Regions from separate parts of the Homo sapiens genome. Here all the other regions are linked to region 3. Evidence: read pairs that join two places in POLR2A ChIA-PET (ENCODE). Cell type or tissue: HepG2. All regions are shown on one strand. Each heading gives the region's core, and the rest is flanking DNA. Links, peaks and the distances in the headings are about the cores only.

Region 1 (10,402 bases), core at 2,568-7,567, 210 kb after region 3:
AGGAAATTAGAAAGATGAATGAAGTAATGAAGTTTTGAGTTGGCAAGAGAGGTGGAGTCAGAGCACAGGCAAAGGGGTTTGCCCTGACAGGGAGCAGACGCATTTCGTCGGTCGTAACAGACGAGAAGGAGAAGATGCTGACAATGAATGTGGTCTGAAATCGGGAGAAGGAGTGTGTTTGGATTTGATGGCTTCTTTTTGGATTTGACGGTCTTCTTCTCAGTAAAATAAGGCAGCATCTGCGGGTGAAACTGACAGTAAGAGTAGAAGAGTGGAGGGGAGTTTAGAGGAAGAGAAAGTATGACAAAGTCATTGGTGGCAGTGGCAAAGCAGGCTTCCTGGAGAAATATAAAAAGCTAGGCATACTGTTAGTGGGAATGTAAACTGTGGAAAACAGTATTGTGGTTCCTCAAAAAATTAAAATAGAATTACCATATGATCCACCAAGTTCACTTCTGGGTTTATACTCAAAAGAATTGAAATCAGAACTTTTAAGAGACATTCATACACCCTGGTTCACAGCAGCACTATTCACAATAGCCAAGAGCTGGAAGCAACTCAATTGTCTGTCGATGGACGAATAAACAAAATATAGAATACACAGTGGAATATTATTCAGCCTTAAAAAGGAAGAACAGTTGGGTGTGGTGGCTCATGCCTGTTATCCCGGCATTTTGCAAGGCTGAGGCAGGCGGATCACCTGAGGTCAGGAGTTCAAGACCAGCCTGGCCAACATGGTAAAACCCTGTCTCTACTAAAAATACAAAAATTAGCCAGGTGTGGTGGTGCATGCCTTTAATCCCAGCTACTCAGGAGGCTGAGACAGGAGAATCACTTGAACCTGGGAGGCGGAGGTTGCAGTGAGCCGAGATTGTGCCACCACACTCCAGCCTAGGTGACAGACAAGACCCCATCTCAAAAAAAAAAAGAAAAGAAAAGAAAAAGGAAAAAGGAAAGACATTCTGACACATGCTATATCATGAATGAACTTTGAGGACATTATGCTAAGTGACATTAGCCAGCCACAAAAAGACAAATACTGTATGGTTCCATGTATGTGACATCTCTAGAGTAATAAAATTCATAGAAGCAGAAAGTAGAATGGTGATTAGCAGGGGCTTTGTGGAGGAGTGGGCAATGGGGAGTTTTTTAATGGGAATAGAGTTTCAGCTTGGAAAGGAAAAAATTCTGGAGCTTGGTCGAACAACAATATGAATGTACTTAACACTACTGTATTGTACACTTAGAACTGGCTGAGGTAAAATTTGTGTTGTATGTTTTCTTACCACCATAAACAAACAAACTAACACAAATATACATACACCTATGGAGGGAAAAGAAGTTAGGCAGGCCATGTTTAGTATCCAATTGATGCTTGAGATAATTCATTTATAGAGAAATTAGCTGATTAGCTAAGTTACAAACTTTTCTCCAGCAATATTCTGCTGCTCAGGTATGTAGGTAGAGAAGGGAAATATTTGTGTTCATTCAGGATGGGGCTCTACAAAGAGAGAGGGGCCAGGGAGCTGAAGGAGTTTGTGAAGAAGTGTGGTAGATTGTCTTACTGTCCAATAAGAATTTTCTCCTCCTGCCTTCCCTGACCCCAACCCAGGGCATGGAAAAGAGTTCCCTGCCCACATTGCCCTTGGGCTTGACCATTGACTTGTTTTGACCAACAGGCTGGCAGAAGTGTCAGGGTGCCTGTCCCAAGGCTGGGCCTTAGGAAGTCTTGCATGTTCCCCTCCTTCTCTTATGCTCCTGCCATCTGCCATGGAAAGAGCTTGCCCCAGCCAGCCACGGCTCCTTCACTGCGGTCGTAGAATAACAGACCCCCAAGCACCAAGCCCAGTTGTTAAGCACCAGACCAGTGGGACTCTTGGGAGGAAGGACACTGTGCTGGGTAAGCCACTGAGATTTGGGGGCTTCGTCAGGTGGATTTCACTATGTGAAACAGTTTTGTACCCTGTTTCTCTCCCTCAACAAGAGATCTTGAGCATTTGGCCAGGTGCAGTGCCTCCCACCTGTAATCCCAGCACTCTGGGAGGCCGAGGTTGGCAGGTCACTTGAGGTCAGGAGTTTGAGACCAGTCTGGCCAACATGGTGAAACCCCATCTCTACTAAAAATATAAAAAATTAGCTGGGTGTGGTGGCGGGTGCCTGTAATCCCAGCTACTTGGGAGGCTGAGGCAGGAGAATCACTTCAACCAGGAGGCAGAGGTTGCAGTGAGCTGAGATCGTGCCATTGCACTCCAGCCTGGGCAACAGAGCAAGACTCCATCTCAAAAAAAAAAAAAAAAAAAGAGAGAGCGAGATCTTGAGCATTTAAAACTTCAAGGACATTATTCTCAATGGCTGAATATTCCATTTAATAAATAACATAATTTACTGAATGGTTCTTTCATTATTGGGACACTTAGAATTTTCCATGTTTTCATTGTATTGCAGGAAATAAAATGAAATAACATTGCAGGAAATATTGTATATAAATTCCAAATACAAGGTATAAATACTTTTAAATTTATATTTTGACCCCAGTACAATATGCATATGGATTTTTAAAAATCAAACAAAAAATAACAAAAGATTAGTGGATATTTGAACAAAGCCTCTAAAAATCAAGGACAGAAACTGTGAGGTATTGCTAGGATAGCCCCAGTTTCTTCTACCAGGAGGTTGAATTAATAATTTCACCACAGCCGGGCAGAGTGGCTGATGCCTGTAATCCCAGCACTTTGGGAGGTCGAGGCAGGCAGATGACTTGAGGTCAGGAGTTTGAGACCAGCCTGGGAACATGGCGAAACCCCGTCTCTACTAAAAAAAAAAACAACAAAATTTAGCCGGGCGTGGTGGCGTGCACCTGTAATCCCAGCTACCTGGTGAGGCTGAGGCATGAGAATCCCTTGAACATGGGAGGCAGAGGTTGTAGTGAGCAGCTGAGATCACGCCACTGCACTCCAGCCTGGGTGACAAAGTGAGACTCTGTCTCAAAATAATAATAATAATTTCACCACCACTGAGATGATCTCGTGACATGTTTTGTCCAACAAAATGAGGCAGAAGTGACATTATACAGTTCTGATCCTGGGTCTCAGGAGGCCTGGGGTTTCTGCTGTGTTGCAGAACCCTGCCCAGCCATCCTGAGAACAGCCCAATCTGGCCTGCCTGATGGAGGATAAGAAACCACATGAAGCAGAGCCAAGTAATACCAGCTGAGTCCTAAAAGCTCCGCCAGCCCCAACTAACCACCAGCTGCCTTTCTACAAGTGAATGATCCCAAGCAAAGTCAGCAGAGCCCAATATAAATCAGCAGAACAAATCAACCAACCAACCAACTGGTAGACTTGTGACTAAAAACAGATGATACTTTTATATGTCACTAAGACTTTGTAGTTGTTTATTAGGCAGCGTCATTGTGCCAGTAGATAACCAATACAGGAATCAAAACTTTAAAAACAGGAAAAGAAGCTTCCTTCCAGTTTTCAATCGGACATATGAGGAACTTGGAAGTCATGACTCCATCTTAATAAGTTAAAAAAACCGAACAAACTAAAAATCAGCAACTCTTGGCTGGTTGCAGTGGGTCATGCCTGTAATCCCAGCACTTTGGGAGGCTGAGGTGGGAAGATTGCTTGAGCTCAGGCGTTCGAGACCAGCCTGGGAAACATGGGGAGACCCCCGTCTCTACAAAAATAAAAAATAAAAATAAGCTGGGTGTGGTGACGTCTGCCTGTAGTCCCAGCTACTTAGGAGGCTGAAGTGGGAAGATTGCTTGAGTCTGAGGGGGTCAAACCTGCAATAAGCCAAGATTGACTGGGTGACAGAGTGAGACTGTCTCAAAAAAAAAAAAAACTTCTTAGATCTGTCACAGAATTGAGGTCACAGGGCAAACCACTGCCTCCAAAATTGGAGAGACAGACAGATCGTACAGAGAATCACAACTTATCACTGCAGAGTCACAGGTGCAGAGACCTTGCTAGGAACAAGTACAGGGACAGGAAAGCCTGAACTGCAATTTACAAATTGCTGGAGGCTCAGTGTGGACAAGTCTAAGAGTTTAAAACTCCGGGGATGGGGCCAGTCTTGAAGGGCATGCCCATACTTTTGGTTTCTTGGGGGTTTTTTTGTTTGTTTGTTTTGAGACAGGGTCTCCCCCTGTTACCCAGGCTGGAGTGCAGTGGCACAATCTCGGCTCACTGCAACCTCCACCTCCCAGGTTCAAGCGATCCTCTCATCTCAACCTCCTGAGTACCTGGGATAACAGGCGTGTGCCACCACGCCCAGCCAATCTTTGTATTTTTAGTAGAGATGGGGTTTCACCATGTTGATCAGGCTGGTTTCAAACTCCTGACCTCAAGTGATCCACCCACCTTGGCCTCCCAAAGTGCCAGGATTACAGGCATGAGCCACCGCGCCCAGCCACATGCCATACTTTTGTGAGTTTTACCTTCAGGAGTTCTACTGGTTTCTCACAGTAAAGACTGGAGAAAACCCCCCTCATGAGGTTTCTTACAAAGCTAACCATTCTCCTACCATACCATTTTCATCAATCACACTCCTTAGTATTTACTCAAAGGACTTGAAAATGTGTCCATGCAAAAACCTGCATACTGACGTTTATAGCAGCTTTATTTGTAATTGCCAAAAGTTGGAAGCAACCAAGATGTTCTTCAGTAGGTGAATGGGTAAATAAACCAGTACATCCAGAGAACGGAATATTATTCAGGGCTAAAAAGGAATGTACTCTCAAGCTATGAAAATAAATAGAGGAATCTTCACTGTTTATTACTTAGTGAAATAAGCCAACCCGAAAAGGCCGCATGCTATATGATTCTAACTATATGGCATTCAGGAAAAGGCCGAACTATGGAGACACTAGAAAGTTCAGTGGTCTCCAGGGTTTGGGAAGGGTAGGGAGGGGTAAACAGGCAGAGCATACAGGATTTTTAGGGCAGTGAAGCTATTCTGTGTGATACTATAATGATGAATGCATGTCATTATACATTTGTCAAAGCCCAAAGAATGTATAATACCAACAGTGAGCCCTAATGTAAACTTGGACTTTGGGTGACAACAATGTGTCAGTGTAGGTTCAACAATTGTCACAAATCTACCACCCTGGTACGGGGTATTGCTGACGCAGAAGACTGTGTGTTGTGGGTTGGAGGAAGGAGGTATATGGTAGCTGTACTTTCTCTTCAGTTTTGGCTAAACTGTTAAAAAAAATAAGTGTTCTTAAAAAATGATCATGCCAGGTGCGGTGGCTCACGCCTGTAATCCCAACACTTGGGGAGGCCGAGGCAGGCGGATCACGAGGTCAAGAGATCGAGACCACCCTGGCTAACACGGTGAAACCCCGTCTCTACTAAAAATACAAAAAATTAGCCGGGCGTAGTGGCGGGCGCCTGTAGTCCCAGCTACTCGGGAGGCTGAGGCAGGAGAATGGCGTGAACCTGGAAGGCGGAGCTTGCAGTGAGCCGAGATCACGCCACTGCGCTCCAGCCTGGGCGACAGAGCGAGACTCCATCAAAAAAAAAAAAAAAAAAAAGATCAAAAGTCTCAAAGCAACAATGTAAGGTCCCACCTCAAGAACTTAAAAAAAGAAGAGCAAAATAAACTCAAAGCAAATAGAAGAAAGAAAATAATAAAAGCAGAACTTAATGGAAACAAAAACAAAAAAAAATAATAAAGTCAATAAAACAAGGAGTTGATTCTTGGAGAAAACAACAAAATTGTCAAAACTTTACCAAGACTGAGAAAGAAAAAAGGAAAACACAAATTACCAATATCGGGAATAAAACAGAGGCTATCAGTAGACATTGCAGACATCGAAAGAATAACAAGAAAATATTACAAACTGCTCTACACATATAAATTTGATAACACAGATTGCACAAAAAGAAAGTAAAATACTCAGATATACATCTATCAAAACTTTCCGGCCGGCACGGTGGCTCCATGAGCCGTGTTCGTGCCACGGCACTCTGGCCTAGGCAACAGAGCAAGACCCTGTCTCAAAAGTACAAATTTAAAAAAAAAAACTTGCACAGGATCTGTAGGCTGAAACTACAAAATGCCAGTGAAAGAAATCAAAGATCTAAATAAATGGAGAGGCATCACATGTTCATGAATTGGAAGACTCATCACAGAAAAGATGTCAGTTCTCCATAAAAATTGCATAGGTTTAAAAAAATACCCATCAAAACCCCAGCAGAGTTTTTTGTAGATATAGACAACATTAGTTTAAAATGTATCCAGAAAGGCAAAAGAATAGCTAATACAATTTTGAGAAAGAGAAATAAAATGGGAGTAATCAGCCTACCCAATTTCAAGACTTACAATACAGCTACAGTAATCAAGACTGTGTTGTGCTAGTGGAGGAAGAGACACATAGATCAATGGAACAGAGCAGAGTATCCAGAATTAGATGCACAAAAATATGCACGACTGATATTTGACAAAGGCACAAACACAATTCAATGAAGAAAAGTTGGCCTTTTCAGCCGGGCGCAGTGGCTCACGCCTGTAATCCCAGCACTTTGGGAGGCTGAGGCGGGTGGATCACAAGGTCAGGAGTTCGAGACCAGCCTGGCCAACACGGTGAAACCCCATCTCTACTAAAAATAAAAAATTAGCCAGGCATGGTGGCAGGCACCTGTAGTCCCAGCTACTCGGGAGGCTGAAGCAGGAGAATTCCTTGAACCTGAGAGGCGGAGGTTGCAGTGAGCCGAGATCGTGCCACTGCACTCTAGCCTGGGCAACAGAGCGAGACTCCATCTCAAAAAAAGAAAAGAAAAGAAAAGAAAAGAAAAGTTGGCCTTTTCATCAAGTGATACTGGGACAACTGGATAGCCAGAGGCAAAAAATGACCCACCTAAACCCCACACCTTCTACAAAAATTAACTCAAAATGGATTGCAGACTTAAATGAAAAATGTAAAACCATAATACTTTTATAAATAAACAAAGAACATCTCCAGAGTTTAGGGCTTACACTTGATAGCAAAAGCACTATCTGTAAAAGGAAAAAAACTGTATATTGAACTTTATCAAAATTAAAACTTTTTGCTCTGGGCTGGGTGCAGTGGCTTATACCTGTATCCTGGCACTTTGGGAGGCCAAAGCAGGAGGATCGCTTGAGGCTAGGAGTTCAAGACCAGCCTGGGCAACATGGCAAAATCCCATCTCTACAAAAAATTTTAAAATTAGCCAGGCATGCTGGCATGTGCCTGTAGTCCCAGCTACATGGAAAGCTGAGGTGGGTGGATCGCTTGAGCCCAGGAGTCTGAGGTTGCAGTGAGCTGTGATCACACCACTGCACTCCAGTCTGGGTGGTAAAGTGAGACCCTGTCTCAGAAAACTATTATTATTATTATTATTATTATTATTATTATTATTGTTATTGTTATTTTGCTCTGTGAAAGACTGTTGAGAGGGTGAAAGGCAAGCTATAAACTAGGAGATAATATTTGTGAGTCACTTATTCAACAAAGGACAAGTATTTAGAAAACATAAGGAATCCCTAAAACTCAACGGTATGAAAATACGCCATCCAGTTAGAATAAAATGGGCAAAAAATATGAAGAGATATTTCTCTGAAGAGGATGTACAGATAACAAATAAATACATGAAAAGATGCTCAACAATGTCAGCCATCAGGGAGATGCAAATTGAAACCACTATGCGATATTATACACATCTATCAGAATGGCTAAAATACAAAACAGAATAGGGACAACATCAAATGCTGGTGAGGATGTGGAGAAAACGGATCCCTCATACATTGCAGGTGGGAATGTAAAATGAAATAGCCCCCTGGAAAACAGTTTGACAGTTTCTTTAAAAAAAAAAATCTAAACATGCAACTCCCATATGACCCAACAATTTCACTCTTGGGTAATTATCCCAGAGAATAAAAACTTAAGTTCAGATATGAACTTATACATGAATGATTATAGCAGCCTTATTCTCAACAGCCCAAACTAGAAAGAAACCTAATTCCTTTAATGGGAAATGGTTCTAAAAAAGATAGTACTTTTATATCATGGACTACTATTCAGCACTAAAAAGGAATAAACTGGTCAGGCACAGTGGCTCACACCTGTAATCCCAGCACTTTGGGAGGCTGAAGCAGGAGGATCACTGAAGCCAGGAGTTCGAGACCAGCCTAGGCAACATAGTGAGACCCTGTCTCTATTAAAAAAAAAAAAAAATAGCTGGGCATGGTAGTGCAGCCTACAGTTCCAGCTACTCCAGAGGCTGAGGTGGGAGGGTCGCTTGAGCCTGGGAGGTTGAGGCTGCATGATCACACCACTGCACTCCAGCCTGGGTGACAGAGTGAGACACTGTCTCAAAAATAAATAAATAAATAAATAAATAAATAAAAGGAATAAACTATTGATACAAATAATAACCTGGTAGGATTGGCAGAAAATTATGCTAAGTGAAAGAAAGCCAATTATAAAAGTTTATATATTATATGATTCCATTCTTGAAATGGGAAAGTTAGAGAAATGGGTTAAGGAGGGAGTGGCTGCAGGAGGCAAGTGGGTGTGGCTATAAGAGAGCAACACGAAAGATCCTGGTAGGGACAGAAGTGTGTGTATCTGATGTGTTATGTCAATGTCCACATCCTGGTTGTAATATTGTACTGTAGTTTTGCAGGATGTTACCATAGCAGCCAAGGATACACAGGACCTCTAGATTATTTTGTACAGTTACATGTGAATCTAGTATATTTATCTCAAAATAGAAAGTTTAATTGAAAACAATCAAACATTAAAAGATGCATTAAAAGATGGAGTCAGTGACATTTTCCAAAAGTAGAACAGCAATAAAAAAATAAGATGGAAAGTAGGAAACAAACCCACAAGAAAGAGATGGCATTCATTCAGGTGGTCTGAAATTGTGAAGGCTAATTTTATGTCAACTTGACTGGGCTGAGGGATGCCCATGGCTAAACATTATTTCTGGGCGTGTCTGTGAGGCTGTTTCCAGAGGAGATCCACATGGGAATTGGTGAAGTGAATAAAGCAAATGGCCTCCCTCACTTGGGTGGCCATCCTCCAATTCACTGAGAACCTGAATAAAACAAAACAGCAAAAAAGAACAAATTTGCTCTGTTTGAGCTGAAACATCCTTCTCCTGCCCTTGGACATCAGCACCCTTGGTTCTCATGCTTTTGTGCTTAAGCTAAGACGCCACCAGCCTCCTGATTCTCAGGCCTTCTGACTTCCACTGATCTCCACCACCAGCTTTCCTGGGTCTCAGCTTGCAGATGGCAGATCATGGGATTCCTCAGCCTCCATAACCACACAAGTGAATTCCATAAGAAATCTCAGCCGGGCACGGTGGCTCACGCCTGTAATCTCAGCAGTTTGGGAGGCTGAGGCGGGTGGATCACCTGAGGTCAGGAGTTCAAGATCAGCCTGGCCAACATGGTGAAACCCTGTCTCTACTAAAAATACAACAATTAGCTGGGTGTGGTGGCACACGCCTATAATCCCAGCTACTTGGGAGGCTGAGGCAGGAGAATTGCTTGAACCTGGGAGTCAGAGGTTGCAGTGAGCTGAGATCGTACCACTGCACTCCAGCCCTGGCAACAGGGCGAGACTCCGTCTCAAAAAAAGAAACACAACAACAAAAGAAATCTCAATCTTTCTCTCTCTGAAAAAGCAAGAGAGCATGAATGTCATGTTGGTTCTTTTTCTCTGGAGAACCCTGACTAACACAATACAGACATCCAACTCAGAAGAGTTCCAAGAAAGAACAGAGAAAACAGTGGGGAAGGAGATTATCAAGGAACTAATACAAAAAACCACCAGAATGAAAGGAACTTATTTCCCACATTGCAAGATCCATATAAAGGTAAATCATCACAAAATGTCAGAACTCTAGGGTCAAAGAACACAGAGAGGAAAAAGGAAAAGGGTCTTCTGGGGGTTCTGTGGTATAAGCCATATCACTTCTCGCTCCCCTGCCCGCCCCCCGCCCCCGCCCCCGCCCCCCACTGCTGACTGAGGATGCAGTAGCCTCCCATCTGCGAAGTCAATGACCACTCCTCCATCTGCTTCCCAGCTCCATTCTCTGGGGGTCTTGCTCATCTTACTGTCAGTTTAGCCAAGATTCAGGAGAGAGCTGAGCCTAATACCTGGGCTCAGTCTACCCTCTCAACTCAGAAGTCGGGCGCTAGAATGTTACCCTACGTTAGATTCTGAAATCCAAATTTTTGCTTCTGCCTCTGGCCACCTCACAAGGGACTCACGTGCAACCAAGCATCGGCGATGCCTTCCCCACCTCTCAGGCTGCAACCTGGCCAGGGCGGCTCTTTTCACGTGACTTTGCCCTTGATATGCTTGTTCATCTGAGTCCATATGTTACCTGTTTAGCAAGTGGGTGATGGCGTC
Region 2 (10,402 bases), core at 2,764-7,763, 180 kb after region 3:
TTTCAAACAAGTCATGCTCAAACCTTCTTCTTCTAATTCCTAATGTACCCCTCTCTTCTCACCTGATGCTAAGCAGTAACGGTGCCTTCATAAACTCGGAAAAGGAATCAGGAAAGCACCACCCTGGCCTGAGCAATAACAAAGTGCATGAAGGTCAGAAGCCGCTGTGTTTTTAAGAGGCTGTTTTATTTATTTATTTATTTAGAGACAGAGTCTTGCCCTGTCACCCAGGCTGGAGTGCAGTGGTATGATCTTGGCTCACCGCAACCTCTGCCTCCCGGATTCAAGCGATTCTCCTGCCTCAGCCTCCTGAGTAGCTGGGATTACAGGCACATGCCACCGCACCCAGCTAATTTTTGTATTTTTATTAGAAACAGGGTTTCACCATGTTGGCCAGCGTTGTCTTGAACTCCTGGCCACAAGTGATCCGCCCACCTCGGCCTCCCAAACTGGTAGGATTATAGGTGTGAGCCAGCGCGCCCAGCCAGAAGCTGTTTTTAATAACTGACCTTTTCAGACAAATCCCAGCAAACTTTCTCCCTTAGCACCATCTCTGAGGCCACGGTGGGTGGGGTGTGTCACCACGCCTCTCTGTAACACCTCCTGTGCCCTCTTGAAATGGTTATTGTTTCCTGAGTGGTGGCTGTGGACTTGTGGCCTCGTTAAGTCATATTATCTCAATGGAAGCCATTGTCTCCTGCTGGAGGCTCCACGGCTCCTGTCTTCATAATGCAACACCCTGACCCTGAAGTCTTGCTCTGTGGAGACTGTAACAAGATCCTGGCAGGGCTCAAAGGAAACCTTTCTTCTCTCCCAGCACATGCAGAAGTCCCACTGGCAGGGCCAAGGCATGGAGCTCTCCATCCCGGAACTGGGGCTTGAACTTGGCCAACCTGAGTTGGGGCAGATCATACCCTCCAGCTCTGGTCTGTCCTGATTTTCTTCTGGCCACAGCACATCCCCTCCCACTGTTCCTGTGGCAGCCAGCCTTCCAGATGCACCCCACCTCCTGGCAATCCTGCCCTCATGTAGTCCCCTCCCACATTAAATAGGGCTGACCTGTGTTACCAGTTGTGGAAATGACAGACTGTGACCAGGTCATCATAGATATTGCGGCTTCCATCTTGCTCTCTCTTGAATCACTCACGATGGCGAGAGTCAGCTGCCATGTTGTGAGGCTGCTTAAGCAGCCCTGTGCAGGCGTCCAGAAGGTGAAAAACTGAGGCCTCCTGCCAACAGCCACACGAACTCATCATCCGTGGTGGGAAGCCATCTCCAGCCCCAGCCACGCCTTCAGGTGACTACAAACCCAGCTGCATCTTGATGCCAACCTCATGAGTCAGAAGCCACTCCTGGATTCCCAACCCACAGAAACTGTGAGACATTAAATGATTATTGTTGCTTTAGGCCACTATGTTTTGTTCCACGGGATGATTTGTTCCACAGCATTAGCTAGCTAATATTCGTCCAGAGAGGTCAGCCTCCTGGGGTCAGAGTAGAGGAGGTCAGAGAATGAACACGGAGGGGCAGACAATGCAGAGTCAGAACACTTGGTTTCCTGATCCCATATTGTCCTGCTACACATTTTCAAAAAGGGGAGGGGTATTAAAAATGAAGCAAAGTAGTTCAGTATGCTTCAACCAGCCGTGATCACCCTGGGACCATCTGCTTCTATGAACTGGACACTATCGTCCCATAGTGCCCCAAATTAGGTTCCCCTTACAAAAACAGCACCACGCTGGTGGCGACTGAAACCCTGAGCTTCTTTTCACACACACCGCCCAGACCGCCCAGACCTCCTCAACTGGTTCTATGCTTGGACACCAGATTTCTCTTTAAAACCTAACTTTCTCTGATATCAATTGATCTTGGCCTTACTCCAAAGTTCCAATCTATCGAAATCACTTTCATCTCCCATTTGGCTGTCACTTTCACTGTTCCCTCCAATATGTGTCACCTGCACATCTGACCCTGTACTTTCTGCCATCTTCATCCAGAAAGTGGACTGAACGTTGATTGGCTAGGGCAGAGCTCACCACAGAGCCCTTTGGTACTCCATGACCACCAGGGCAACGGACTCCTTGATGGCAAACACTTTGCTGATAGACGTGCAATCTGCCATAAATCCCACCAAAAAACACCGTCATTACCAGTGAGTTTGCCAATCCTTTATTAAAATGCCGGCTGGGGGTGGTGGCCTATGCCTGTAGTCCCAGCTACTCAGGAGGCTGAGACTGGATCACTGGGGCCCAGGTGTTCGAGATTGGCATAAACAACATAGCAAGACCCTGTCTCACAAAAAAACAAAAAACAAAAAACAAAAAAAAACAGTAACATAAAATGCTGGCTGGACACAAATTTATTTACCCCATTATCCAGTACTGTCTAAAAAGAAAGTTGGTTTGTGTATTCGTTGCCTGTGGTTGCTATAATTACCATGAACTTTTGGTCTTAAAACAACAGAAATTTATTACCTCACAGTCCTGGAGACCAGAAGTCTGAAATCAGTGCCACCAAACTGAAATCAATCCATCAGTGGGGCTGTGCTCCCTCTGGAGGCTTTAGGAGAGAAACTGTTCCTTGCCTCTTCCAGCTTCTGGGAGCTACAGCATTCCTTGGCTTATGGCCACATCACTCTAATTCTCACATCCAGTGTCTTCAAATCCTTCTCTTCTCTGTCTTCACATGGCTTTCTTCTCTGAGTGTGAGTCAAGTCTAACTCTGTCTTATATGGACACTTGTGATGGCATTTAGGGCCCACAGGAGAGTCCAGGATAATCTCTTATCTCAAGATTCTTACTCACTTCTGCAAAGACCCATTTTTCTTACAGGGTAACATTTATAGGCTCCAAGGGTTAGGACCTGATATCTCTAGGGGGCCATTATGCCACCCACCACAGCTGGGCACAGCTCATCCCCACCAAACTCTCCCACCTCACCATCACTGCATTTTTTTTCCCTGCTGTTCACAAATGAGTTTATGTCACGCTCTGCTCTATAATTTTCCAAAAGTCAACATCAAGGTTACTGTCTCTACATTTTGGAATCTGCTTGAGACCTGTAATTCACCCAGCCACATCAGTCTGGACATTAAAAAGAGGTCATAATAAACAAAAATAGCATTTCTTAGGTTTGCCATTATTGCTGGCTCTCCAGTCCCTTAGAAACGTCAAGAATTCTCAGAATGTGTTCTCAAGTGGAGGCAGCATAGAGGTTGCAATCAGCTTCTCAAGTCAGACTGCCTGGGTCTGAATACTGCCTCTGTCACTATGGCCAACTGTGTCTTCCAAAGATGGCCACAAAAATCTCTCCCTTCCCACATGCTCTTCTGCAGCATGGCCTTGCCCCATCCCACCAGGGGGTCCATTTCTTCACCCCGCTCTAAAATGCATATGGCACAAGTGACACTGCCATTTAAAGACAAGGCCCTTAACAGTTGCCTGTTCCTGTCTCTTGGAATGTTTGTTCTTGAGACTCTACGCTCAGAACTCAGCCACCATGTTGTGAGGAAGCCCTCACCACATGAAGAGACCCCTTGCAGAAGTTCTGGCAGACTGCCTCAGCTGAGCTTCCTGCCATCAATGGCCAGTGTGCAAGTGAGCCACTGTGGGCCTCCAGCCCAGTCGAGCCTTCAGACCCTCCAGCCCCAGCCAACACCTGACTGCAGCCATGGCAGACCCCAAGTGAAAGCCACCCAGCTGAGCCCAGCCAATTCACAGAAGCAGAAGTAATTGCGAAGTGTTGTTTTAAGCCACTGGATTTGGGGACAGCTCATTTTACAGCAATAGATATTCAGAAGAGCCACTTATTGACTGAGTAACCTGAAGCAAGTGACAAGCTTAAGCTTAGGTTCCTGCCAGAAGCACATACCGAGACAAAGGCTTGGAGCATATAGTTTATTTGGGTGATGAATCCAGGAAATACAGGTAGGGGATTAAAACTAAAACTACTGCATGATCCAGCAATCCCATTTCTAAGTATATAACTAAAAGAATTAAAAATAGGATTTTGAAGAGATATTTCCATACCTATGTTCACTGCAGCATTATTCACAATAGTCACAAGGTGGAAGCAAACTAAATATCCATCAACAGGTCAGGTGTGGTGGCTCACACCTGTAATTCCAGCATTTTGGGAAGCCAAGGCTGGAGGATCACTCTAGCTCAGGAATTGGAGATCAGCCTGGGCAATACAGTGAGACCTCATCTCTATTTTTACAAAAATAACAATTAAATGTTTAAAAAAGTAAATATCAGCCAGGCATGGTGGCTCACACCTGTAATCCCAGCACTTTGAGAGGCCGAGGTGGGTGGATCATCTGAGGTCAGGAGTTCAAGACCAGTCTGGCCAACACAGTGAAACCCCATCTCTACTAAACATACAAACAATTGGCTGGGTGTGGTGGCGGGTGCCTGTAATCCCAGCTGCTTGAAAGGCTGAGGCAGGAGAATTGCTTGAACCTGGAGGTGGAGGTTGCAGTGAGCTAATATGGCGCTATTGCACTCCAGCCTAGGCAACAAGAGCAAAACTCCGTCTCAAACAAAAAACAAGAAACAAACAAACAAAAAATATCCATCAACAAAAACTATTAGAATTGATAAATTCAGTAAAGTTGCAGGATACAAAAAAAACATACAAAAATCAGTAGCATTTCTATATGCCAACAGCAAACAATCTGTAAAAGAAATCCAGAAAGTAATTCCATTTACAATAGTTACCAATGAAATAAAATACCTAGGAAATAACTTAACCAAAGAAGTGAAAGAGCTCTACAATGAAAACTACAAAATCTTAATGAAAGAAATTGAAGACACCAAAAAATGAAAAGATATTACATGTTCATGAATTGAAATAACCAATATTGTCAAAATGTTCATACTATCCCAAGCAATCTATAGATTCAATACAATCCCTATCAAAATAACAATGACATTCTTCACAGAAATAGAAAAAAAAATCCTAAAATATATATGGAACCACAAAGACCCAGAGTATCCAAAGATATCCTCAGCAAAAAGAACAAAACTGGAGGAATCACATAACCTGACTTCCAGTTATATTACAGAGCTATAGTAACCAAAACAGCACAGCACTGGCATAAAAACTGACACGTAGACCAACAGAAAACAATGGAGAACCCAGGAAAAAACCCATACATCTACAGTGAACTCATTTTTTACAAAGGTACCAAGAACATACATTGAGGAAAGGACAGTCTCTTCAATAAATAGTGCTGGGAAAACTGGATATCCATATGCAGAAGAATGAAACTAGACCCCTATCTCTTGCCATATACAACAATCAAATCAAAACGTATTAAAGACTTAAATCTAAGACCTGAAACTATGACACTATTAAAAGAAAACATTGGGAAAAAATCTCTCCAGGACTTTGGACTGAGCAAAGATTTCTTGAATAATACCCCACAAGCACAGACAACTAAAGCAAACATGGACAAACCACATCAAGTTAAAAAGCTTCTGCACAGCAAAGGAAACAATCAACAAAATAAAGAAACAACCCACAGAATAGGAGAAAATATCTGCAAACTATCCATCTGGCAAAGAATTAATAGCCAGGACATATAAGGAGCTCAAACCAGTCTATAGAAAAAAATCTAATAATCCAACCAAAAATGGGCAAAAGATCTGAATAGACATTTCTCAAAAGAAAACATACAGATGGCAAACAGGCATATTGAAAGGTGCTCAACATTATCGGTCATCAGAGAGATGCAAATCAAAACTACAATGAGAGGTCATCTCACCCCAGTTAAAATGGCTTTTGTCTTTTGGACAGGCAATAACAAATGCTGTCAAGGATGTGGAGAAAAGGGAACCCTTGTACACTGTTGGTGGGAATGTAAATTAGTACAGCCACTAGGGAGAACAGCTTGGAGGTTCCTCAAAAAACTAAAAATAGAACTACCATATGATCCAGCAATTCCACTGCTAAAAATATACCCCCAAAAAAGGAAATCAGCATAATGAAAGGATATCTGCACTTCCATGTTTGTTGCAGCTCTGTTCACAATAGCCAAGATTTGGAAGCCACCTAAGTGTCCATCAACAGATGATTGGATAAAGAAAATGTGGTACATATACACAATGGAGTACCATTCTGCCATAAAAAAGAATGAGATCCTGTCATTTGCAACAACATGAACGGAACTGGAGGTTCTTATGTTAAGTGAAACAAGCCATGCACAGAAAGACAAACTTCACATGTCCTCACTTATTTGTGGGAGCTAAATATTACAACAATTGAACTCATGGTGATAGAGAGTAAAAGGATGGTTACCAGAGGCTGGGAAGGGTAGTGGGGTGGGGGTAGAGTGGGGATGGTTAACGGATACAAAAATATAGTTAGATAGAATAAATAAGATCTAATATTTGATAGCACAACAAACTGACAGCAGTCAACAATAGTATATTATACATTTAAAGACAACTAAGAGTATAACTGGATTGTTTGTAACACAAAGAAAGGATAAATGCTGGCTGGATGCAGTGGCTCATGCCTGTAATCCCAGCACTTTGGGAGGCTGAGGCGGGTGGATCATGAGGTCAGGTGTTCAAGACCAGCCTGGCCAACATAGTGAAACCACATCTCTACTAAAAATACAAAAAAAAAAAAGGGAAATTCAGATACACGTTACAACATGGACGAATCTTGAGGACATTATGCTCAGTGAAATAAGCCAGTCACAGAAGGACACATACTGCATACAAGGTACCTAAAGTGTCAAATTCACAGACAGAAAGTAGAATGTGGTTGCCAGGGCCTGCAGAGAGAGGGAATGGGGAGTTATTTAATGGGTATAGAGTTTCAGTTTTGCAAGATGAAAAGTTCTATTACACAACAAGGTGCAAACAGTTAATACTACTGTACTATACACTTATAAATGGTTCAGATGGTAAATTTTATGCTATGTGTTTTTTTTACTACAATTAAAAATAAAATTGTCTCATCAAGGAGCAAGCACCCTGGGGTTTTCATACAACTCCCATCCCTCGCCCACCAGCTGAGAATCACTCTTGAGGTGTTAACTCCCCACACTCCAAGGGCCATAGAGCATGCCCTGTAGAGAGATACAGGGAGCCACAGGCACACATGGAATGGTCTGAGGTCACCTCCCAGTGCCCGGGAGACATTGGGGCACTGACCACATCTGCCATATCATTTACCTTTGAGTCCTCTGTAAAACAGGAATGATAAATACCTACCTCGATAGACCAGTTGCAAAGGCTACTTTGAACATACGCAGACTTAGACTTAACACAGTGCCTGGCCCACAGTTAAAATGTTATAATCAGGCTGGGTGGTGTGATGGCTCCCACCTGTAATCCTAACACTTTGGGAGGCTGAGGTAGGAGAGTTGCTTGAGCCCAGGAGTTCGAGACCAGCCTGGTCAACATAGCAAGACCCCATCTCTACAAAACTTTTTAAAATTAGCTGGATGTTCATCTGAGATGTGAGGATCTGAAAAAAAAAATTAGTCTGATGGGCTGGCCCACGCCTATAGTCCCAGCTGCTTGGGAGGCTGAAGCAGGAGAATCCCTGGAACCCTGGAGGTTGAGGCTGCAGTGAGCTATGATGGTGCCACTGCATTCCAACCTGGGTGACAGAGTGAGATTCTGTCTCTAAATAAATAAATAATTTAAAAATTAGTGGGGTGGCTGGGTGCAGTGGCTAACACCTGTAATCCCAGCACTTTGGGAGGCCGAGACAGGCGGATCACCTGAGGTCGGGAGTTCAAAACCAGCCTGACCAACATGGAGAAACCCCGTCTTTACTAAAAATATAAAATTAGCCGGGAGTGGTGGCACATGCCTGTAATCCCAGCTACTCGGGAGGCCGAGAGGCAGGAGAATCGCTTGAACCTGGGAGGCAGAGGTTGCAGTAAGCTGAGATCCCGCCATTGCACTCCAGCCTGGGCAACAAGAGCGAAACTCCGTCTCAAAAAAAAAAAAAAAAAATTAGCAGGGCATGGTGGCACACACCTGTAGTCCCAGTTACTTGGGAAGCTGAAGTGGGAGGATCCCCTGAGCCCAGGAGTTCCAGGCTGCAGTGAGCTATGAACAAGCCACTGCACTCACTCCAGCCTGGGCAACACAGCAAGGCTGTCTCTTAAAACAAACAAAAAGACTATAATCATTGTACACATCTGCCTTGTCTATTGGCAGGAACAGCGCCAGGACGGCAGGGGAAGAGCTCCGTTTCCCTCCCTGCTCTGGCTCCCTTTAAAGGTGGCTGCCTCTCAGCCTCCTGGCCCACCCGGCCTTCAGGGCCACAGGCCTCAAGCCAGCTGGACACCTCACACCGGACAGCTCTGCCCTGGGAATCCTGGAACCCCCTGCTAGTAGGCGCCACGACCCAGGTCGAGGAATGCCCTCAGCACAGAGACTGTCCCCTGGGGCAGCTCGCCCTACTGCCTGATAAGGGCGGCTCCTTCGCGGCTCCCAGACTCTGGAGCCTGCGGGCTGGGCTGCAGCCAAACGCAGACACCCCTCTAATGCCGACAGCCTGGCCCCCTTACCCTGTAGCTCTCCGCCCTCAGGATGCATTCTTCCCCAGAAGCTCCCTGCCCACCCCCACCTGGAAGGCCTCCCTCGTCTGAATCAGGGCGCACACAGCTGAGTCTCCAGCGCGGACACCCCGTCACCCCAACACCCTTCTCCTCCCCCCGAACAACCGCTTACGATTTTTAGAAATCAGTAAAATACATGCCCAGCTCCAAACTTTTGGAAGCGCCTCAGAGTTTTGCAGAGCATAGCAGTGGTTCTGGGCTCCCCAGTGCACCCCAGACTTGGCTCCCTCCTGCCCAGCCCACAGCCGCGTCCCGAGAGTGAAGGGGAAGCACAGGCAGCCCTTTCCGCCGCCCCCGCTGGCATGACATCACCTTCCCCACGCCGAGAAGCTGAAGTCTTTCTCATTTTGTTTCATGCTCCAAGCGCAGCTTTAAAAACCTTTCCTGGAGGTGGGGAGGGAAAATACCCAAAATATTAGCCGTGGCTACAGCTGGGTGTAGGATGCAGGGAGTTACTGTTTCCTTCTTTATACGTTTGTATTTTCCACAATGACCACATTCTATTTTTTATTGTCAGGAAAACGAATGAGTGTTTTTTAAGTAAGCAATTTAGAAGCCTATTTGGTTGCCTTCAGCATTTTTCAGGGCCTCAGCTCGTTTCTGGAGCCAGCTTTTCAGCCGCTCTTCTCTCCGTTCTCTCGCTCTCTGAGTGGAGTTCTCTGCCTTCCACCCTTTGCTTCTGTCCTTTGAAAATGTGAGCGAAGCACAGTTGCTTGTGCAAACCACACCAGCCTCCTGAGATCCTCTCGATTTTCCTTCTCACTGGGAATATTTTTCATCAGAATTTATTCTCCCAAACTAAGAAAGGGACCTCATGTCCCCGCTCATCTGATGCACTGAGAACACAGCATCATTTTCCCAGTATTCTTGCCAAGAATACACAACCTGAGGCTTATCATGAGGAAACATCAGGCAGACCCAAACTGAAGGACATTCTACAAGAAAACTGCGTGGACTCTTCAAAAATGTCAAGGTCAGGAAAGACAAAGAAAGCCCAAGGAACTGTCGCCGATTGGAGGAGATTAGAGACAGGGCAACCAACTGCAGCACGTGATCTGGGATATTGTGTTGCTATAAAGGACATTACTGGGACAGTTGGTGACATCTAAATCTGAATACGGTCTGTAGATTAGCTAATTGTATTGAATCAGTGTTCGTTTCCTGACTTAGTCACTGCACTGTGGCTGTGTAGCAGAATGTCCTTTACTTTTTAGGAATTATACACTGAAGCTTTGGGAGATAGAGGGCATCACATCTGCAATTTACTCTCTTATGATTCAGAAAAATATATATATTTGTACACACAGACAGAGAAAACAGTAAGGCAAATGTGGCAAAAATGTTAATATTTGGGGAATCTTGATGAAGAGTTTAAAAAAAAATCCTTTTGTTCTGTTCTTAGAATTTTTCTGTAAGTCCCTTTGCTTCTGACCTCTGGGTTAATGCAGTTGACACAACAGCCTGACTCCTAGGCTGACTGCTGACTAATTCTTTGCTTGATGCTCTTGACCTTGGACTGTGTCCTCCCCCGATTTAGCCCCTGTAGAGACAGTGAGCAGGAAGACTAGTTTGGTGAATAATAAATCCGCTGTCACTGCCACCATCACCACCAACAGGGGCAGAGGGACTTTTGCTGAGCACTCACTATGTAAGTCAATGCTCCCATACCCTGAGTGATGTACACAGTACTTCACTCAGTCCTCACAGTAGTCTTCTGAGGTTGCCATTACAATCCCCAATCTACAGATAAAGAAACTGAGGCTCAGAGAGATGAACTCACTTACCTAACGTCACAGCAGCTATTAAGTGGCA
Region 3 (10,402 bases), core at 3,195-8,194:
AAGCTAAAAAATTGTCCCAATTGATCATGAGAACAGGTGTTGAAGTCCTTGTGTGATGGCTGAGAAAACAGAGGGCGGGAGCCTCATAAATTCCAGAGGGCCCACAGCTAACCAGGCCTCCCAATCCCTAGCACAGACTCAGGGGCTGTCGAATTAAAGATCTTTAGCACCAGAAGAATCTTGAAAATTAGCCAACGCATGTTCCACAGAACACTGGTTCAAGGGAAGCTAACTGATGTTACTTAAAAGGCTGTCTGGTCTAGGAAAGGTAAAAGATAATGGGCTAGGCCAGGTCAGTAGTTCCCTAGCTTTACAGGACTTTTCAAAGCCGTAAATAGGCTGGTGTACATTGTGAATCCCTGAGAATGGGGGGAGGCCTAGGGACTATTGTTTGGAAAATTAGTAACCTAACTCTATTCCTCCCCATTTTATAGATGAAGCAACTAAGGCCAAGAAGGGAAAGTGATTTGGGCAAGGTTATGCAACTAGTTCATGCTGGGATTACCCCAGATGCTATGTTGAGGCATACTTCATGCTGTGCAGAAGCATCTCTTTGTACCTCAGGGCAGCCCTGTCCTCCTGGTTGTGTTCCTGCTGTCTGGAGTCTGTGTGTTTTCCTTTCTCCCACATATCCCTGCATAAGGGTTTGTGGGCTTCTATGGCACTGCTCCTGTGAGGGCCCATGGGCACCCAAAGTGCCCAACCCCTGCCTGGGACATGCCCCTCACTGCTGCATGCCTGAGGGAACTATTGAGAGGTGCAGAAAACCACATGGGTCTGTACTTAGGAAAACGCAGCCACCCAACTGGCAAGGTGACGGCATAGATGAGGTTGAAGGGGCTTGAAGGTTGGCCAAATCCGGAGAGTCAGCACAGACAGACACCAAGTGTGCCAGGCTGAAGGGTGAAGGTTCCTAGAGCCAAGTACACACTTTAAATCCAGGGAGAGATTGTGGGTCAGGGCTGGGGTGTGCTGACGTGAGGGTGATTGTTATAGCAACATTACCTTTGAGACCCTCATTCACCTGGGCACTTCATATGAGCTCATTCTAAGCCACTCAGTGACCCGGCTTGGGGATTATCATGACCCATATAGATCAAGAAGAAAAAAGTAGCTGTTGGTTAGTTGGCTGAACTCACAGGTATGAGCTTAACACGAAGGATTCAAGCTCTGGCTCTTCTCTTCGCCAAGTATATGATCTTGGGCATGTTACTAAACTGTCTAAGCCCCCATTTCCTCATCTGGCAAATGGGGCTCAGATATGTTCCTACATCATAGCTTTGTCGTGAGGATTAAATAAGATGTCTGTGAATTAGCAAGACACCTAGCCCATCCGTAGTAGGGGATCCTTAAGTGATGGCAGGAATGGAGAGGTAGGAACAGATCCACCAAGTAAAGGGTAAAGCCAAGATCAAACACAAATCCAGCCAGGTGTGGCTCCTTCTGCCTTTTCACTGCCACTAAGAGAGGGGTAGCATTCAATGAGCAGATGGCAGTGGCTCAGAGTGCAGATCAGTGCAAAGGTCTTTCTCGTCTTCTCTGCAAAGAAGGAGGGATGGCATATGTGTATCTTTGGTCATTTCCAGGTGACTCTATCCAAAGTCCATGCAGGCAAGTAGACGCTGTGAGCAGGATGGAATATACAGATCCAAACCTCTAGAGCAGAGCTAGGGCCAGGCATGACTTGATCAACATCTAAATGCCACCAACACCCAAGGGCCACACAGAGGGAAGAGACCGGGGACCACATCTTGGCACTTTCAGATGGGTTTGCAAGCACTGGAAATCAAAGCTTCACCAGGGATGCTTTAAAGATGAAAATCCCAGCCGGGCGCAGTGGCTCACGCCTGTAATCCCAGCACTTTGGGAGGCCAAGGCAGGCAGATCACGAGGTCAGGAGATTGAGACCATCCTGGCTAACACAGTGAAACCCCATCTCTACTAAAAAAAAAAAATACAAAAAATTAACCGGGCATGGTGGCAGGCGCAGTCCCAGCTACTGAGGCTGAGGCAGGAGAATGGCGTGAACCCAGGAGGTGGAGCTTGCAGTGAACCGAGATCGCACCACTGCACTCTGGCCTGGGGGACAGAGCGAGACTCTGTGTCAAAAAAAAGAAAATCCCAGTAAGGATTTAAGGGAAGATGCTGGGAGTAGCATGTGGTCCCCGAGTAGGAAGATGGAAGTACAGCAGAGGCAAGAATGGCAGTCACTGTTTGTAGATATTTTTCACAGGGAAGGTCAGAACATGTCCCAGGGAAACCATGTCCAAGGTTCAAGATGAGAATGACCTGATCCTATATATATATATACTTTTTTTTTGAGATGGAGTTTTGCTCTTATTGCCCAGGCTGGAGTGCAATGGCACGATCTCGGCTCATTGCCACATCCACCTCCTGGGTTTAAGTGATTCTCCTGCCTCAGCTTCCCGAGTAGCTGGGATTACAGGCATGTGCCACCACACCCGGCTAATTTTTTTGTATTTAGTAGAGACGAAGTTTCACCATGTTACTCAGGCTGGTCTCGAACTTCTGACCTCAGATGATCCACCCACCTTGGCCACCCAAAGTGCTGGGATTACAGGCGTGTGCCACTGCACCCAGCCCCAGCCAAGATTGTTTTTTAAGAATCAAAACTTGACTACGGGCTGGACACGGTGTCTCATGCCTGTAATCCTAGCATTTTGGGAGGCCAAGGCAGATGGATCACTTGAGGTCAGGAGTTTGAGACCAGCCTGGCCAACATGGTGAAACCCTGTCTCTACTAAAAATCAAAAAAAAAAAAAAAAAAAAACCAAAAAGAATTAGCCAGGTGTTGCGGTGCATGCCTGTAATCCCAGCTACTCGAGAGGCTGAGACAGAAGAATCACTTGAAACCAGGATGCAGAGGTTGTGGTGAGCTGAGATCATGCCACTGCACTCTAGCCTGGGTGACAAAGTGATATGTCTCGAACAAAAACAAAAACAAACAGAAAAAAACCTGAGATCCCTGATCCACAAAAGCCTGAAATATGATGTCAAATTGTATTTATATGTGCAAGGGGGCATTTTTCTTGAAGGAAGGTCCATAGCAGGAGAGACAAACCGTGGCATGGCTTTGTTTTGTTGGGTCCATACAGCATTATGAATATTTGAATGATTTCCCAACATTTAAAAATTGGATACTAGTACATAAAAATCTAAACGTTGGGCTTCTCTTGAAAAGACTCAGAAGAGCCAGTCACATGGGACCCACATTCCAGAAAGGGGTGGCCTCCTTTAGATGGGGTCTGGGACCTCAGTCAGCTACACAGTCCATAGCACTTTTGTGACCTCCTCAGTGGATGTCCAATGTTGGTCCTCTTTTATCAGCGCCCTTGCACTGTTTTCTTCACTGCTTTATTTTTTTAATTTGCCTTGTCCCTCTGGCTTTTTCATTTGCAACCCGTGATTTGAACTTTTAATAGATGCTCAAAGGGTGGCTGATTTTAAGAAGATCATTGAAACCGAGATCTTTTTTCCAGCTTAAACTCTTTCCCAACAATCCAGTGTTGAAACTGACCCTTAGTAGAGGCGGAACACCACCCTTCCCAGGCCCAGAAACAGATTCTTTTCCTCCTAAGGAATGCGTGTATGTTGTTTGTCCAAGCGCATGTTTACAAATGGCAAGCTTATCTTCTGATGTTATAAAACACCAAAAGCTATTTAGAAATTACTGAAACTCCTATCTATAGTTTCTGCAAGATACTGCTCAGGTGATAATGCAATCAATGAAAGCAATGACAATCTGGGAAATCCTTTCTTTATAACCTTGAGAATGTGGCTTTGAATGGAGACAAATCAAACAGATAGAACTCTTGCTCAGGCCCCTTTTCTGAAGCCAGAGCCAACAAGCCTAGTGATTTTCTTTTGAAAGGGTCTTAAGTAGGTCTTTGCATTTGGGAAGATCAGGCAAGTCACTTAGAGCCGATTTCTGAACTGAGACTCACAGAAGCACATACTCACACCCTCCTATCTGGAGACATGTGGACCTGGAGGGCTGGAGGAACTCAGATGCCTTGGTCCTTAGGAGGATCCAGAACCACCGCACTGAGGCCTAGCAGGCAAGGGCAGGACACACAAAATGTGAGAGCAGAGGAATGAAGGAAAATTAAATCTTGGGCGAGGCATTCTGTCCAGCAAAGAACAGGAGGTGAATACATGGCACGTGGGCCTTCGATATCCTATGAGTGGAATGAAGGCAATGCTTAAAACACTGCACCACTGCACAGCTCCACCTGTACACAAGATGCCCCTTTGTTTTGGGGCAGCCAACTGCTGCATCTCCTGTTTATATGTGCACCCAAGCAGAGGAAGTCAGTCCAAAGCTAGAAGGAGGGAAAATGATTGCCCAGAAGCTCAATGGAAGCCTTGCTTAATATCTCAGTGGTTGAGAACACAGATATTAGGCTGAGGCCCACTCGGTTTGAGGCCTGGCAATGCCATAGGTCAGTTAATTTATCTTATCTGTGAAATGGGATAATCATAGAAGCTATCTCATCCCAAGGGCAGGTGGGTGGATGAAATGAGATGATCTTGGTGCGGAGCTTAGCACGGTGCCTTGGTAAGCCTGGATAAGCATGAGCCGCTCTCTTAGGTGGGTTTCCCAGTTGCTGACCTGATCATCTAATTGCAGTGCAAGTAGTTGATATGGAAAGGGTTCCTGGTCCCATGAGGAAGGGAGTGAGGATGTGAGACCGGGAAGGGAAGGTGGCCTTGAGCAGTTACTGCCATGAGCACTGGGGGCTCCCTCCCACTGGGGATGTCTGGATATCACCTAATGTGGGACAGGCCCCAGAGCTGTGCCACCTGAGGGGTGTGGGGCTGGGTACTTACCCACCTACTCACATCCTGGCCGAGGGCTGCTCCCAAGGTGTCTCGTCCCCAGCCCTGTCCACTTGCAGGGCGAAGAGCCACCATGGAAACCATGAGCCCTGGGGGGGACATGGGCAGGGCAGGGACAGCGTCTGCTAAAACTGTCCTTGTTGTTCTGACTCCTGTCCTGGAGAGGGAAGAGCTGGTCTTTGGAACCACCCAGACCTCAGCCTGCAGCTCATCACTGCCTTTTACTAGATAGGTGGCCCCCTTTGCCTCTTCGGGCCTCCATTTTCACATCTCTTAAAATAGGAACAATTCTCTAATGTTGCAGAATTCGTTTTGAGGACTATGCATGACAATGGCCATACAGAGGCAGGCACGTAGTAGGCGCTCAGCCACCATGAGCCCCCTTACTCGCCAGCTCAATTCGGTTCCATTTCTCCCGCTTGCCTGTGATCCTTATTCTGTTTCTAGTCCCGGGGTGAGCCCAGGCTGGCACCAGACCTTCTTTCCATGTGAGCAGGGACAAGCTGACATCCAGACTAGTGCTTGCCTCCGAGGTGACTTCTGAGTGACAAGCTGCTGCAGTGATCTCCCAAGCTGTGTATTATCATCTTGTTTCCCCTTTAGCTTCGAGCCTCGTCAGTCTGTGGCTTTCATCAGATCCAGAGAGGGTAGAATAACTGGCCGGCCTAACGGCGGCTGAGCCAGGAGTGGAATCCCAGCAGGAAGAACTTTGGACCCTTGCAGTTCCCGCAGCAACCCAGGGCTGGGTGTGTGGGCAGATCTGGGGGCTTCTGCTGAGTCAGACTGTGTGGGAGTGTTGGGGCGGGGGCGGGGGCGCCGCCAGATGAAATCAGGATGCCCAGTGAAATTTACATTTCAGATAAACAAGAAAAAGCCCCTTCTGTATAAGTACAGTCTGTGAAATACTTGGGCCATACTTATACTAAAAAGTTATGTTGTGTTTATCTGAAATTCAAATTTCACTGGGCATCTGACATTTTTATTACCTAAATCTGGCAACCCTACTCTGGTGGGAACGGAGAACAAACCTCCTGGGAGGTCTGGGTTAGAGATGAGCACAGCAATCCTCCTGCAGGCAAAGGCCAGTGTGGAGCCACTTGCCTGCCCCCAGATGGCCTCCCCCGGGGCCCCCCTCCAGGGCCTGTAAAGCCCTCATGAGAGTCACTTTTGCCTGAAGACATTGTTTAACTGCACAGTGGAGTCAGTTACAGATTCACTCTCACCACACTTACCCGTATAAAGAAAATACGATTCTTTATTCTTAGACACCTCCACACAATGTGGTAAGAACAGAGTAGCTGCAAATTATGTATGTGTTGGGTGGGGTTCCCTGGAAGCAGAGCCTGAGAGCCGGGTTCCGGTGCCCCTGACCTGGTGAAGGAAGCAGGAGAGGGCAGGGGAGGAGCTGAGAGGTGTGCACCAGGGGCACTCAGCTTCTACCTGACCCCCTGGGGGGCTCTGGAGCCGGAATGGTACCAGGGAGTTGGCTCCACCTTGAGACAAGGGGGTTAGGGTTTTGTGCTTCCACATCCGCAAGCCATTAGTTGCTCTTAGGCAGAGGCCTGGGCCTTGCACCTCCCAGGTGTCTCCAGGTGTAGCAGCTTCCACGGCAGAGGTGACAGTCCAGAGAAAGCCACAACCACGCATTGAGGTTCCCTGCAACACTTGTAGCAGCTGGGTGCACCAGCTGGTCAAGGAGACCTGCGCATGGCACCAATGGCACCTACTACTCTCTGTCTCCTTGCAATGGAATAGTCAGATTCTCTCCAGGCCGTGTTAGAGAGTCCCTGTTGGGAGGTGCGGTCTCCTTAGGGACTGCTCTGCCCCTCCTCCGTCCTTCCTAAAGAGTGATGGCTGCCAGGTGGGTGTGGAGACAGGTGCTGACTGTGTCTTCAAGGCAGTGGGGAGAGGGGACTTTGAATACCCACGGAATCTGCAGGATGATGGCCTGAGCCTGTGGCAGTGCGGCTGCTGGAATCTGCTCCTTGCCATGGAGGGGTGACCAGTCCCTTTTTGTCTTTTAGGGCTATCTTAGTTTCCACTGCTGCAGCCTGTGGCCTGGACATTTGCCCATGGTTGTGAGGTCCCCATGCATGGGACTTCTTCCTCCTGACTCCAGGCTTCAGTTCACCCATCAGGCCTTAAAGCATCTTCGGCCCTATCTTGCCCTGAACTTTTTGCTGCAAAAACCAAGGGCACTGCCTCAAGCTTATCTTCCCAGCCACTGTTTACTGCTGCTACATTGTTGCCCAAGACACTTCAGAAGTGACTGTTGTTGTCATCTCCTGCCAAGTCCTGGAAGGCAAGCCACCAAGTCCCATGCACCATTCCCACAGCCCGACAACCTTCCTGACTCTACCCACTGGAATCTAAAGAGTCTGCCCACTTCTGGATGTTTGTTCAGGTAGGGAAGTTCAAGCCCCGTGCCCATGAACGTTCATCTTTCTTTTCTCTTCCACCTTCCCTGGGAGGGTAGTGCGGATAATGAGGTGAGCCTTCTTCCTCTTTCTAGAATCCATGGGGCAGAGAAGGTAGATTCTCCCTTCCTGTCTTCTGGGGAAACTCCTTCTCCCTCCCGAGACAACATTGCTTTCCCCTTCTCTGTGGGGTAATAATGGCAGAGAGAGGCGGGATCAGAATGCTGTACTCATAAGGGGGTGTATATTGAGAGGTTTAGAAATATGTTACAGTGCCCCTACGTTTATAGCAGCATTAGTAACAATGGCCAGATGGTGGAAGCAACCCAGCTTCCCATGATGGATGAATGGAGGAGCAAAATGTGGTGTATACAATGGAATGTTGTTTAGTCTTAGAAAGAGGAAAAATCCTGGCCGGGCATGGTGGCTCATGCCTGTAATCCTAATATTTTGGGAGATCAAGGAGGGAGGATTGCTTGAGGCCAGGAGTTCAAGACCAGCCTGGGCAACTTAGGGAGACCCCCCGATCTCTACGAAAAAATTAAAAAATTAGCTGAGCATGGTGGTGCATATCTGTAGTCCCAGCTACTAGGGAGGCTGAGGCAGGAGGATGGAGGATCACTTGACCCCGGAGTTCAAGGCTGCAGTGAGCTATGATTGCACTCCGGCCTGGTGATGAGCAAGACTCCATTTTAAAAAGAAAGAATGAGAGAGAGAGAGAGAGAGAGATCCTGTTGCATGGATGCACCTTGAGGACATCAAGCTGAGTAAAATAGGCCAGTCACCAAAAGACAACCCCTGTGTGATTCCACTTCCATGAGGCATCTAAAGTAGTCAGCTTCATAAAGACAGAAAGTGGAATGGTGTTTGTCAGGGGCTATGAGGAGGGGGAAATGGGGAGTTGTTTATTGGATATGAGAATGTTCTGAAGATTGGCCCAACAACGTGAGTACATTGAACACTACTGCACTGTACACTTGCAGATGACTAAGATAGTCCAGGCGCAGTGGCTTATGGCTGTAATAATCCCAGCACTTTGGAAAGCAGAGGCAGGAGGATTGCTTGAGGCCAGGAGTTTGAGACCAGCCTGGGCAACATAGCAAGACCTCATCTTTACAAAAATATTAAAAAATTACCCGGGTGTGGTGGCTCGTGCCTGTAGTCCCAGCTACTCACCAGGCTGAAGCAAGAGGATTGCTTGAACCTGGGAGTTCGAGACTGCAGTGAGCTATAATCAGGCCACTGCACTCCAGCCTGGGTGACAGACTGAGACTCCATCTCAAAAATAAAAAATAAATAAATAAATAAATAAATGTTAAGATGGTAAAAATTTAAGTTGTGTATTTTACCACAATTAAGAATAAAAAGTGGTCTGGGCACAGTGGCTCATGCCTGTAATCCCAACACTTTGGGAGGTCGAGGCAGGCAGATCACCTGCGGTCAGGAGTTCAAGACCAGCCTGGCCAACATGATGAAACCCCGTCTCTACTAAAAATACAAAAATTAGCCAGGCATGGTGACAGGTGCCTATAATCCTAGCTACTTGGCAGGCTTAGGTACAAGAACCCGGGAGGCAGAGATTGTAGTGAGCCGAGATTGTACCACTGCACTCCAGCAGCCTGGGCGACAGAGTGAGACTCTGTCAAAAAAAAAAAAAAAAAGAAAGAAAGAAAGAAAAAGAAGAATAAAAGGTGAAAAAAAATACATCTATTACAAATGCAGATATCTCATCCATGAAGGGTGAACTAATATGCTTGTCCATTCTTTATATGACTTATTCTATTTCATCAGCTCCTGATCCTTTGCAGATAACAGGACCCCAAAGGGAAGGGAATATTTTCATGAAGGAAAAATGCAACCAGAAATAGTCCTGGCTAGAACCACTATCAGACAAGTATGTCCAGCCTAGATGGAATTTTATAGACAAGGGACAATTCTATTCACAAAGGTTGGGAGACAGAGTCATGGGACAAGGAAGGTGGAGGCTGCACAAGCTGGGAGACAAGCTGGCTTCTTCATGGATCGTTGCAGTTTGCCTTGGCTGCAGGCATGGTGATCTTAGCACACATCCATGAAACCTTACTTAGAATTGCTGGGGCCAGAAGTTCTAGGGAATTCAAAATTTTTTTTTTTGAAAAAATGGGCAATGTGATGCCTCTTTTGTATATTACAGAACATTCCTAGTGGAGCCTGGCTCAGCACCCTGTAAACCCATTAATATTCCTGTGGTGGAGTGTATAAATATTCACACTAACTGGGATAATAAAGACTATAAATAGCCTCATGTCAGTTCAGGCCAGCATTTGCTGCCAAGTAAGTCTCCCCGCCCTGTGCCCCCAAAAAGAATTTCTGGATTTCAGAGCCATTTGGATATGAAAATGGTAGCTTAGGGATTGTGGACCTGTATGAATTTTATACCATCTAGAGACTGTAAATGAACAGAGACAAAACATAGGAAGGAACCAGAAGGATGAGGTCAGTGAATTTAACGCTGATCTTATAAATAAGAAATGGAGGTGACAGGCCCAATGTCGCTCTGCTGGTCATTGGTGGAGCTAAGGTCAGACAAGGATCTCCTACCCTCAGCCCAGCTCCTCCAGCAGGAGTTAACAGGAACCTCCAGACCCAGAGTCCATGAAGCTGAGCCGCCACCTCCTTCCTAGTTCCCTGAAAAGGTGAGCCCTGCCTTTGGGAATGCCTCCTTATGGCTAGTACACCGTGTGTGGTGTGCCCTGCCGTGGGCTGGTTCTGTTTTCTCTGGGAGAGGTATCTGCAGAAGACATCGTCCTGAGGGTTCATGCACTTAGCTCAAGGCCTTGCACACAGATGGCACTCAGTGAATGTCTGAGGAACTGTTGAATGTATTTGGTTATTCATCACCTGTAGACCCATCAAGATAAGGATGTATAATCAAAGGGCCATGTGTAAGACAGCCAACAAGGAGCGGAGAAAGAAAAAATCTTGTTCCCCATTGCAGAATCGGAGCTAACGGCAAGGAAGGCAAATATTACTTTATTTTTGAACAACGAGCATTAGTGGTCATTAGAAAGTGATTTCTTTCATTCCTGATGCCTAAGCCATGGGCCTGACCCTGCCCCAGCACTCTGGGTGGAATGGGGAGGCCT

Evidence for each region. ChIA-PET counts read pairs that join two places held together with the same protein. Peaks named below come from ENCODE experiments on the same cell type or tissue, not always from the same donor. Only the 100,000 strongest peaks of a DNase experiment are listed, where the experiment ranks them.
Region 1: POLR2A ChIA-PET joins it to region 3 with 8 read pairs; 2 of 35 experiments call an interaction of 5 or more read pairs at or near these places.
Region 2: POLR2A ChIA-PET joins it to region 3 with 5 read pairs; 4 of 35 experiments call an interaction of 5 or more read pairs at or near these places.

Annotation. Positions count from the first base shown.
Region 1 is chr20:17,913,385-17,923,786 of GRCh38, forward strand. No RefSeq gene overlaps it. Among named protein-coding and RNA genes, the nearest start is that of SNORD17, 44 kb to the right of the region's middle. In HepG2, for the core only: no CTCF peak of the experiment used is centred there; a DNase peak (open chromatin) is centred at 5,057.
Region 2 is chr20:17,886,912-17,897,313 of GRCh38, forward strand. No RefSeq gene overlaps it. Among named protein-coding and RNA genes, the nearest start is that of SNORD17, 71 kb to the right of the region's middle. RefSeq lists a silencer at 534-828 and enhancers at 711-1,910, 8,599-9,275, 8,930-9,069. In HepG2, for the core only: no CTCF peak of the experiment used is centred there; a DNase peak (open chromatin) is centred at 5,410; H3K4me3 peaks cover 341 bases.
Region 3 is chr20:17,705,277-17,715,678 of GRCh38, forward strand. All of the region lies in intron 1 of BANF2 (BANF family member 2), which reads left to right. Among named protein-coding and RNA genes, the nearest start is that of BANF2, 11 kb to the left of the region's middle. In HepG2, for the core only: a CTCF peak has its summit at 5,054; DNase peaks (open chromatin) are centred at 5,034 and 5,545; H3K4me3 peaks cover 1,444 bases; H3K27me3 peaks cover 1,001 bases.